Linked DNA regions of Homo sapiens: region 2 is linked to region 1. The links are chromatin contacts, found by Hi-C or POLR2A ChIA-PET in ENCODE. All regions are on one chromosome and are shown on one strand. The core of a region is the stretch at or near the end of the contact, and the rest is flanking DNA. Distances in the headings are between cores, read along the strand shown. Region 1 holds the start of PHLDB3 (pleckstrin homology like domain family B member 3). Region 2 holds the start of LINC03078 (long intergenic non-protein coding RNA 3078).

Region 1 (5,425 bases), core at 1,181-3,680:
AAGGGCTGGGGGACTGGACTCCTGGGTCTGAGGGAGGAGGGGCTGGGGGTCTGGGCTCCTGGGTCTGAGGGAAGAGGGGCTGGGGGTCTGGACTCCTGGGTCTGAGGGAGGAGGGGCTGGGGTACTGGACTCCTGGGTCTGAGGGAAGGAGTGGGCTCAGGACCAAAACTCTAGTTTCCTGAAGAGGAAAGGTTCCTAGGATTTCTGGGTCTCCAGTGGGGCCTGGAACTCTACCTAGGCCCCTTAGTTTTAACCTTGATTTCTTCCTTTCAGACTTTGCTGTTCCAGCCAACATGCGCTGTGGGGTGCAGACACCCACTGCCTGATCTCACTTCTGTCAGATGCTCCCATCCACTATTAATGCACTAGGTGGGAGGAGAGGGCGGCAATGACACTGCACCTCTCCTTTCCCACCGCATTCCCTGGAGCTCCCTAAATAAAACTTTTTTTAACGTGAGTCTGACTTCTACCTATTTTCTGGGGGAACCAATTGGGTTTCTGGGCCGAAAGGGGTGGGGTTCTGGTCCTATGGAGAGGCCAGGGAGCCTGCAAGATTTGTTTTCTTTTTCTTTTCTTTTTTTTTTTGAGATGGAGTCTCCCTCCATTGCCCAGGCTGGAGTGCAGTGGCACGATCTCGGCTCACTGCAACCTCTGCCTCCCGGGTTCAAGCGATTCTCCTGCATCAGCTTCCCAAGTAGCTGGGACTACAGGCGCGTGCCACCATGCCCGGCTAATTTTTTCATATTTTTAGTAGAGACAGGGTTTGACCATGTTAGCCAATATGATCTTGATCTCCTGACCTCGTGATCCACCAGCCTCGGCCTCCCAAAGTGCTGGGATTACAGGTGTGAGCCACCGCGCCCAGCCCGGGAGCCCACAAGATTTCTAACTCACAAGATCAAAAACAAACACAGCTATCTGGGGCAGGTCTTCTCATCACCTTGGATTAGAACACCGGCTTGCTTTTGAGCCACTTCCCACTTAGCCCTGGGGTAAGTTACTTCACTTCTCTAGGCCTCAGTTTTCTTATCTCTAAAATGGAAGGAATAATAATGGGGTGTTGTGATGCTCTGATGAGTCAATGTGTGTGAGTGCCTGGCACATGGCCTATCAGTGTTCACCATTAAAGTTACTATCATTTAGAATGATCTTTTGGGTACTTCCTGGCTTGTAGTGACAGTATACGCAATGGTTAAGAACATGGACTTTTGAGAGAATGAAGCCTGCATTTTACCACTTACAACATGTGTAGATGTTGGCTACATTTTTTTTTTTTTTTCTGAGATGGGGTCTTACTCTGTCGCCCAGGCTGGAGTGCAGTGGCACATTCAAGACTCACTGCAGCCTCGACCTCCTGGGCTCGAGATATCCTCCTGCCTCAGCCTCTGGAGTAGCTGAGATGACAGGTGTGTGCCACCACGCCTGGCATAATTTTTGTATTTTTAGTAGAGATGGGGTTTCTCCATGTTGCCCAGGCTGGCCTTGAACTCCTGATCTCAAGCAATCCACCTGCCTCGGCTTCCCAAAGTGCTGGGATTACAGGCCTGAGCCTCTGTGCCCAGCCAACCTTGGGTGCATTTGTCCTCCTCAGCTTGTATCCCCAAGTGTAAAATGGAGATAGTAGGCCAGGAGCGGTGGCTCACGCCTGTAATCTCAACACTTTGGGAGGCTGAGGCAGGCAGGTTGTTTGAGCCCAGGAGTTCAAGATCAGCCTGGGCAACCTGGAGAAACCCAGTCTCTACTAAAAAAAAAGAAATGGAGGTAGTAATCACTTTCTCGCTGGACAGCTTTGAGGGTGAAATTAAATGACTGGGTATAAAGTGTTTCACACAGCTCTTGACTTCTAATCATCCCTTTTCATATACCAGTTATTTTCCTGTTTTCATTTTCCTGTTTTCGCCCAGAGAGGAAAGGGTCTGGCTGAGACCTTTAACCTCTGCCCTCCACCCCATAGCAAAGTTGTGGGGGGGTGGCGGTACACTTCCCTCAGTCTCTGGGCAGGTGTCTGACTCAGTTCAGGGCACCCCTTCCCCTTGTCCAGCTCCCCAAACCGGTCAGGGCCCTTCTGAAGGGCTCATTAGAGGGGAGACGTCCCCATCTCCATTCCTGCCTTCCTTTCTGAACTCCCAAGGTCTGGACATTAGAGAGGCTCCCATACAGAGGTGGCCAAGACTCCTCCAGGGGGGCAGGAATGAGGGGCTCGAGGGAGACTGGGAGGTCGCGATGCTGAGTTCCACGAGGGTGGGGCCGGGCCGGGGCCGGTGGGGCCGGGATGGCCGGATGCCGAGGCCACGGGTGGGGCAAGCCCGTGGCTCCCTCCTCCCTCGGGAGCTGTTGGACCTGTTGTCCCCCCTCCACTTCCGGGCTGCTGGGGAGGGGGACCGGGCGGCCTCTCTCCTCCCTCTTCCCCTGCCACCTGTCTCATAGGCAGAAGCGGCCGTGCCCAGCGCGCAGAGCGGAGCGCGCCGAAGCCTGAGCTCGTGAGGGGGCCGAGGCTGTGGGGAGGTGGCAGTTGGACTTCGGAATCTCAAGGACTCCGACTCCTGGCTTGTTCAGAGAAGGAGAGCCCCGACTCCTGGATCCCTGGGTGAGGCGGCGTGGGCACGGTTGCCCTGCACAGTGGGGTCGGGACTAAGACTACGGGGCTCCGGGAAGGATGGGGCGGGAGCCGAACTGCTGAGTCTCGGAGGGAGAAGATGGGTCGCTCTAAGCGAATCCAAGAGATTGTAGGGGGCTGCTGGGAGGGTACAAGGCCTGACACCTAGAGATGAGGGAGGGGAGGCGGGGTCGAAGAGGTCAGTAGGGGGCGTGCTACGACCCGGACTCAAATTCCGGTCCCGTCTCCGGTGGCGTGTCGCCTTGGAGCCATCAAGCCCCGCCTCTGGAAACTTCAGGACACGCCTCCGTAACGCTCAGTTCCATCCTTTGAACTCTTAGGCCCCGCCTCCTTGGGGGGGGGTCTCCGCGCCCCGGAGCAGACGCGAGCGGCGCTCAGCCGTCCTAGGCCCCGCCCCCGGAGCTTCTGGTCCCGCCCACCCCGCAGGAGTCCCAGCGGCCATGGGGACGCGAAGCAGCCCCGAGGAGGGGACCCCGCCGCCGCTGGTCCCGGAATGCGACGTGGAGGTCCAGCCCCAGGGCCATCCCGAGGAGTCCCGGGAACAGGAGGCATCCGAAGTCCTGGCGGAACCTTCGAGCCGCGGGGGAGCTGAGCAGCAGGCAGAGGAAGAAGAAGTGGGAGAAGGCAGCAGCACTGAGAGCAGCCGCGACGCGGTGAGGGGCCCGAGGGCGACAGCGCGGGGGGCTTGGACCGACGGGGACCCAAACAGGTGGCCAGACAGGTAGACAGGTAGAGGGAAACCAGAAAGACAGAGACCCGGAGACAGGGAGAGAGACCGAGTGATAGCAGAGACTACTGAGAGAGAGATACACCAGGACACGGAGCCAGAGAGGCAGAGGCACAGACAGACAGAAACCAGATACAGAGACAGAAACCAGATAGAGCCACGGGGAGGCCCCAAGAACGGAGATAGACCCAAACGGGCGACAGAGACAGAGAGACTAGTATAGAGGAACCAGATAGGTGGCTCACGCCTGTAATCCCAGCACTTGGGGAGGCCGAGGGGAGGATTGCTTAAGCCCAGGAGTTCGAGACAAGTCTGGGCAACATAGCAAATCCCTGTCTCTAGAGAAAAAAAAAATACAAAAATTGTCCAAGCGCAGTGCCGCGTGCCTGTAATCCCAGCTACTCGGGAGGCTGAGGCAGGAGGATCGCTTGAGCCCAGGAGTTGTAGGCTGCGGTGAACTATGACTGCGCCACTGCACCCCAGCCTGGGACAAAGCAGAACCTATCTCTAAAAATGAGAGAGAGAGAGAGAGAGAGAGAGAGAGAGAGAGACCAGATAGACAGACAGGAGAGACTACAGAACAGAGAGAACCAAACGAGTAAGAGATGCAGAGAGATCAAGAAGCCAGACAGAGACCCAGAGACATGGAGACTGAGAGACAAAGACCCCAAAAAGACAGAGACACAGTGAGACTAGAGTCAGAGAGAGGGGAATCGAGACAGAGGGAAACCCAGAAATAAATGGCAGAGATGCTCAGAGAAACAAATAGACAAAAACCTCGAGAGAGGGACATACTCCGAGGAAGAAAGATCTAGTGATTCTAGTGGACAGATCTAGTGGACAGATACCGAATCTGAGAGACTGGGGTCAGGTGGAGAGACAGAGACAGATCCAGGCACTACAAGAAAGTGACGCCAAGAGAATAGGACCTGATAGAGAAAAAGAAACACCTTTCATAAGTCGGCTTTACACCTGCTCACCCTCCATACGGTACTGCAAGCCTCTGTGGTCCGTGTGGTTGGGTGGTCACGGGACTTGCACCCTCCCCCACTCCGACCTTAAATACAGGGGTCTGAGGCCGGGCGCGGTGGCTTATGCCTGTAATCGTAGCACTTTGGGAGGCCGAGGTGGGAGAATCCCTTGAGCCTAGGAGTTTGAGACCAGCCTGGGCAACATAGCATCGCCCCCTCTCTGCCAAAAAAAAAAAAAAAAAAAAAGAGCTTGGCGTGGCGGTGCGCGCCTGTAGTCACAGCTACCTAGGAGGATGAGGCAGAAGAATCGCTTGAGCGAGGGAGGTCGATGCTGCAGTGAGCCGTAATCGCGCCACTGCACTCCAGCCAGTGAGACCCTATCTCAGGACAAAAAAAAAAAAAAGATAAGAAAGAAAAAGAAAAGAGCCTGCGACAGATTATGGGAGTGGTGGTTGTGTTAGGTAAGTGGACTGATGGACTGAGACCCGCAGAGGGTGATGTTGGGTGGGGACCAGACCTACTTAGTGATTGCAGGGGGCGAGGCATCTCCACTTAACCACGCCCCCCTCAACTTCAGCCCGAGGCTACGCCTCCGATAGCTATGGCGGCCACACCTCCCGCATCCACCTCTTCGCGGGAAGGGGTGCGAGGGGCGGCGCGGCGCCTGCAAGGACAGCAGCTGGAGGCATTGACTCGTGTGGCCCTGATGGAGCAGCGAGTGAAGGAGCTACAGCGCCAGAGGAAGGAGCTGAGGATCGAGGTGAGGCTGCGGACCCCTTGGGAAGCCTGGCCCCAACTCAAGCGGAACCCGCAAAGCCGGACTCCCAGCTTTTTCCTCGGGTGGGATCAGATTTTAGGCCCTCCGCTCTTCCTCCCTCCAAATTCAGGTCCCTGGAGTCCATCCTCCCTTCGAATCCGGTAGTTCAGGCCCTGGGCCTCTTCCTTGGACCTAGGCGTCCGAGCCCCCAGCCCTGGCATTCTCTCCGCAGATGGAGGTGGAGGTGGCCTTGCTGCGGGGTGAGCTGGCTGGGGAGCGAGTGGCCGCTCGCCGGGAGGAGGAGCAGCTGCGGGAGCTGCTGGAGCAGCAGGCGGCCTCGGAGCAGCGCGGCC
Region 2 (5,425 bases), core at 1,773-4,272, 170 kb after region 1:
TGTGTGTGTCTTGGAAGGGGTTGCATGGGTGTATGCACTTATTTGTCAAAACTCATCAAAAGGTACACTACAACTTTGTGCATTTTACTTTATGTAAATTTCACCTAAGATAGAAACAAATATTAAACTCTAGTTAATGACGTTAGTGCTGGGGTATTTAGGGCCTAAGGGTACTGAGATCCGCAACTCACTCTGACATACATGAAAAAATAGGATGGATTTATTTTCATGGATGTAAGAATATTTAATCAAGCAAATACTACAAAATATTAACAATTACAGAATCTACATGATGAGTATGTAAGTGTTGGCTGTACAACTTTTTCAATTTGTTTGTGTGCTTGAACATTTTCATAATAAAGTGATCGAAAAGAAACTAAATGTGTCTCTTCATCTTTTGAAGATGAATTTTGTGTCCTTTAGGAGTGTTTTAAGAGTTTTCTCGTATAGGTTTTACAAATTTCTTGTTAAGGGTATGCCCAGGTGTTTTATCTTTATATTGTCATAATAAAAGAGGTCTTATATTACACCTTCTATCTGAGTATTGTTTCTGTGTATAAAAGTTATTAACCTCCTTATGTTAACTTTACATCTTTCTATTAAATTCTTGCATTGATTAGTTTTTCACTATGTCTGGAATTTCCTAGATATATAATCACATATTGGTTGTGAATTGGTATAGCTTATTCTCCCTCTTTCTAAGTCTTATATCTCTATTCGTATCTGTACCCCAATTTCATTGGCCAATGCCTCCAGTACAATATTGAGTAACAGCAGTGACAGTGGGCATCAGACAGGGACACAGTTGACCTGGAGGCAGCACCCCCAGTGCTGTGATGGAGGAACACAGGGCATTCTGGGGACCACCTACCTCCCAGGCTGGCATCCTCTCTCTAAAGCCCCCAGAGATACCTCCCTGAGCCCTTCCTTTGAAACCTTGGGGACAGGTGGCTCCTTCTAAGGCAGCCCATCCTCCTGGTGGACAGTTCTCTTGAATCTCGACCTGCTGTTCTCTGGATAACTCCTGTCCTCTCCCTGGGCTCATCTTGCACTGCATGGAGTTGGGCAGCCTGGGGACCTGCAGTGAACAGGACCTGGGGTGACCTGACCCTGCAGTCTGGAGGTCAGATCCCACTTCTGCCCAGGGGTCAGGGCCAGCTCATACCATGCAGACCCTGGTCAGTGTCCCTGGGGCAGCCCCTGACAAGGCCACAAGTCTCCTCTTGCCCTCCAGGGGGCGACATCACACACAGATAACACTCAGGAAATGGATTCCCCTGGACAGGAACCTGGCTTTGCTAAGGAGGTAGAGGTGGAGCCTGGTTTCCAGCCCTTGCCCCAAATGACCCTTCTGGTCCCTGCCATGTGCCTGCTCCTTCATGGTGCCTGCTCTGCCAAGGGTTTTTGTGCAGCTCCCCACTTCCTCCTGGCATCACCCATGGGGAAGGTGTGGTAGCCACAGGACACACACACACACACACACACACACACACACACACACAGACAGACACAGTCTTTCTATCTCTCTCGCCCCCCCAACCACCTGCAAGGTTAAGGGGTGAACATAGGGAGAACATGGACAGGCCCTGAGCCACAGCTCAGCCAACAGACACAGAAAGGGAGGGTCTCCATGAAGCCTTCCCCAAGGACAGCAGGGCTCAGAGCCACCCACCTCCCTCCACCACAGTCCTCTCTACCCAGGACACACAGGACAACTTCCTCCACACCCTGGAGCTGGAGCTCCACCTGAGTCCAGCCTGGGTCTCTTTGGGTCAGAGGCCAGGCTGGTGACACTGGAGACAGAGGGCTGGTCCCTCCCCAGTCATCCCCCAGTGAGCTCCTTTCTATCCCCCAGAGCCACCTCTGTCACCTTCCTGCTGGGCATCATCCCACCTTCCCAAGCACTAAAGAGCATGGGGAGACCTGGCCAGCTGGGTTTCTGCATCACAAAGAAAGAATTCCCCAGGTTTGGATCCCCAGGGTTCTGTGTGTGGAGCTGACAGACCTGAGGCCAGGAGATAGCAGAGGTCAGCCCTGGGGAGGGCGGGTCATCCTCCCAGGGGACAGGGTTGCACCAGCCTTGCTACTGAAAGGGCCTCCCCAGGACAGCGCCATCAGCCCCACCTGAGAGCTTTGCTAAACAGCAGTCAGAGGAGGCCATGGCAGTGGCTGAGCTCCTGCTCCAGGCCCCAACAGACCAGACCAACAGCACAATGCAGTCCTTCCCCAATGTCACAGGTCACCAAAGGAAAACTGAGCTGCTACCTGACCTTCGAAAGATAATAGCCGATTTCCCAAACAGGCCAGTTTCAATCGCATGACAATGACCTCCCCTCTGCTCTCACCGTTTCTAAAACAGGAACCTGATTCTCCCCCATCAGAGATTTCTCCCTTGTTCCATGAGCCTTTCCCGAGTGGCCCTGTTTTTTGTGTTTGCTTTCCGCAGCCCTCCCCTCTCTATTAAACCCGCGCTTCTGCTCAGCTCCTTGACCCACGTATTGTCTCATGGGATGAAGTCTCGCCCGATTTTAGGACGGCAAATAAAGCCACTTGAAGTCTTTATCTGTGCTAGTTTGTCCTGTGACAGCTCTGTGTATCTGTATGTGTACATGTGTCTCAGTTTCAATGAATCTGAGTATATATGTGTGTGTGTCTGTATATGTGAGTGTTTGCCTCTATGTCTGTATATATGTGTATATGTGTTTGCCTGTATGTCTGTATATATGTGTGTCTGTGTTTGTGTCATGTCTGTGTGTATGTGTGTGTGCATCTCTGTGTGTGTCTCTGTGTGTGTCTCTGTGTGTGTATATGTGTGTGTGTGTGGACAAGTGTGGAAGGAGAGCCATATCTGAAGAAGGCAAATGGCCTCAGCAGGTCCTAAGGACCAAACACACACAGAAGGGAAGGGGAAGCAGGAACCAGAAGGCAGGACTGAGAGGGGAGGGGACAGAGAAGCATCCTGGGCAGAGTCCCGCCCCTGCCCCTGGCCCTAGGAAGTGCTCCTGCCCTGAGAGAAGGCTCAGCACAGAGGGAGGAAAGACAGCAGAACTGGCAGTCACAGTAGCTCTGATCATCCTGGAGCTAAGCTCCTCTCCACAGAAGAGAAGCAGGCAGCAGAGACCATGAGGCCCCCCTCAGCCCCTCCCCGCAGAGGATGCATCCCCTGGCAGGGGCTCCTGCTCACAGGTGAGGGAGGACTCCCTGGGAGAGGGTGGGAGGAGGAAGCACAGAGACTGGCTGGTGTCTCCTGGGGAGGACGGAGCTTTGAGAGGGGATAGAAGGCTTCTGTTGAAGCCTGAATAGGGGAGAGGACATCAGAGAGGGACAGGAGTCACAGCAGGAAAATTACATTGAACTGGAATTGGAAAGGGGCAGGAAAACCTCAATTGCTCCGTGTTTCTAAGGCAGTAATCAGTGGCCACTAAATATTGAAAAATGATAAGGAAAGCAACCATTTATGTCACCATGGCACTGCAGAAAACAAACCTTCCCAGGGACTCCTGGGAAACCCCCTGCCTGGTCTGAGACCCGCTCTGAGGAAGCAGAGGGTAGGCTTGGGCCCAAGAGAGGCCGACCATGCCACAGGTGGGGGCAAAGGGGTGCTCCGGGGGAACTTACAGCCCAGGCAGGCTTGGGTAGCAGCAACGCAAGGAAGGCCCCCTACGTGCTCTGCACGCCTCTCTGGCATTTGATATCATGAAAAGAAAAGGAGAGGGAGAAAAGGGAGAGAAAAGGAAAAGAACATTCTTGGCATGTGGAGCCATCTATCGCTTTCTTAGTCCGTTTACTCTCTACTTAAAGGAAGCCTCTCCCTGCTACAATCTGGGTAACATCCATAAGAGGCGGGGATGTCCTGGGCAGCAGCAGCCATCTGGGGTCCTGAGTGTTCTCTCCCTTGGCCACCTCCTCCACCTCACTTCAAGGTCCCTGTTCAGAACACATTTCCACAACAGCACAAACGCTGTCCTCACCTGCCTACCTCAGACATTGGCAAATAAACTAATGTTTCTCATGGTTTAACACCATCTTCCTTGGTGCTGTCATTATGATAGTGAGTTCTCATGAGATCCAGTTTTCTGAAAGTGTGTAGGAAAGCATGTGGTAGAAAAGAAAAGCCCATGTTCAGGGGAGGAATTCAAGCAGGCTGCAGAAATTTGCATAAGTAAAGGGAGCGAAGTGCTAATAGCCAAAACAATAAGGAGAAGGCCTTAAAGGCATTTCAGAGACCTTTGCAGCAGCCCTTCCCATCACAGGACCAGAGGCCTAGGAGGACAGAATAAATTTTGGGCCAGGCCCAGGGCTCTGCTGCCCTGTGCAGCCTCAGGACACTGCTCACTGCATCCCAGCTGCTCTAGTCATGGCTCAAAAGGGTCAAGGTACAGCTCGGCCTGTTGCTTCAGAAGGTACATGTCATAAAGCTTGGCAGCTTCCATGTGGTGGTAACCCTGCAGGTGCACAAAGTGCAACAGTTTAGGCTTGGGAGCCTACATTTCAGAGGATATATAGAAAAGCCTGAATGTCCAGGCAGAAGCCTGCTACAAGGGCAGTGCCCTCATGAAGAACCTCTACTAGGGCAGTATAGAAGCAAAATGTGGGGTAAGTGTCTCCACACAGTTTTCACTGGGCCAGGAGCTGGGAGAAGATACCCACCATCCTCAAGACCCTGGAATGGAAGAGCCACTGGCAGCTTGCACACTGCACCTGGAAAAGCCATAGGCACGCAATGCCGGCCCATGAGAGTAGCCATGAGGGTTGAGCCCTGCAAAGCCACAGGAGTAGAGCTTCTCAGGGCCTTGGGAGTCTAACCCTTGCATCAGTGTGCCCTAAATGTGAGATATGGGGTCAAAGGAGATTATTTTGGAGCTTTAGTTTTAAAGACTGTGCTGCTGGGTGTCAGACTTGCATGGGGCCTGTATCTTATTTCTTTTGGCTTATTTCTACCTTTTGGAATTGGAGTATTTACCCAATGCCTAAATCCCCATTGTATCTTGGAAGTAAATAACTTGTTTCTGATTTCACAGGCTCATGGGCAAAAGGGACTTGCCTTGTCTCAGAAGAGACTTGGGACTTTGGACTTTACTGGTAATGCTGGAAAGAGGTAATGGACTGTTGGAAAACCATTGTTACATTTTGAAATGTGAGAAATGTCAGGCCTCTGAGCCCAAGCCAAGCCATCGCATCCCCTGTGACTTGCATGTATATGCCCAGATGGCCTGAAGTAACTGAAGAATCACAAAAGAAGTGAAAAGGCCCTGCCCCGCCTTATCTGATGACATTCCACCATTGTGATTTGTTCTTGCCCCACCTTAACTGAGTGATTAACCCTGTGAATTTCCTTTTCCTGGCTCAGAAGCTCCCCCACTGAGCACCTTGTGACCCCCGCCCCTGCCCACCAGAGAACAACCCCCTTTGACTGTAATTTTCC

What was found. A loop is a pair of places that touch in the nucleus more often than their neighbours do. ChIA-PET counts read pairs that join two places held with the same protein, here RNA polymerase II (POLR2A). Pooled maps may share reads with other maps.
Region 2: a pooled map shows a loop between it and region 1 (2.9-fold over the local background). The contact joins the promoter of LINC03078 here to the promoter of PHLDB3 in region 1. A Hi-C loop is called at or near these places in 1 of 168 maps with a recorded cell type or tissue (PC-9) and 2 of 50 pooled maps. POLR2A ChIA-PET finds 5 or more read pairs at or near these places in 1 of 52 experiments (PC-9).

What each region holds. Positions count from the first base shown.
Region 1 is chr19:43,501,751-43,507,175 of GRCh38, reverse strand. PHLDB3 (pleckstrin homology like domain family B member 3) reads left to right here and starts at 2,430. Exons shown (of 16, transcript NM_198850.4): 1 at 2,430-2,587; 2 at 3,044-3,270; 3 at 4,893-5,075; 4 at 5,305-5,425. The coding sequence starts at 3,058. ETHE1 (ETHE1 persulfide dioxygenase) reads left to right here. Exons shown (of 7, transcript NM_014297.5): 7 at 274-457. The coding sequence ends at 326. RefSeq lists silencers at 2,234-2,293, 2,894-3,143 and an enhancer at 2,772-3,294.
Region 2 is chr19:43,329,105-43,334,529 of GRCh38, reverse strand. It overlaps LINC03078 (long intergenic non-protein coding RNA 3078), which reads left to right and starts at 3,022. Exons shown (of 2, transcript NR_186343.1): 1 at 3,022-3,186; 2 at 5,022-5,425.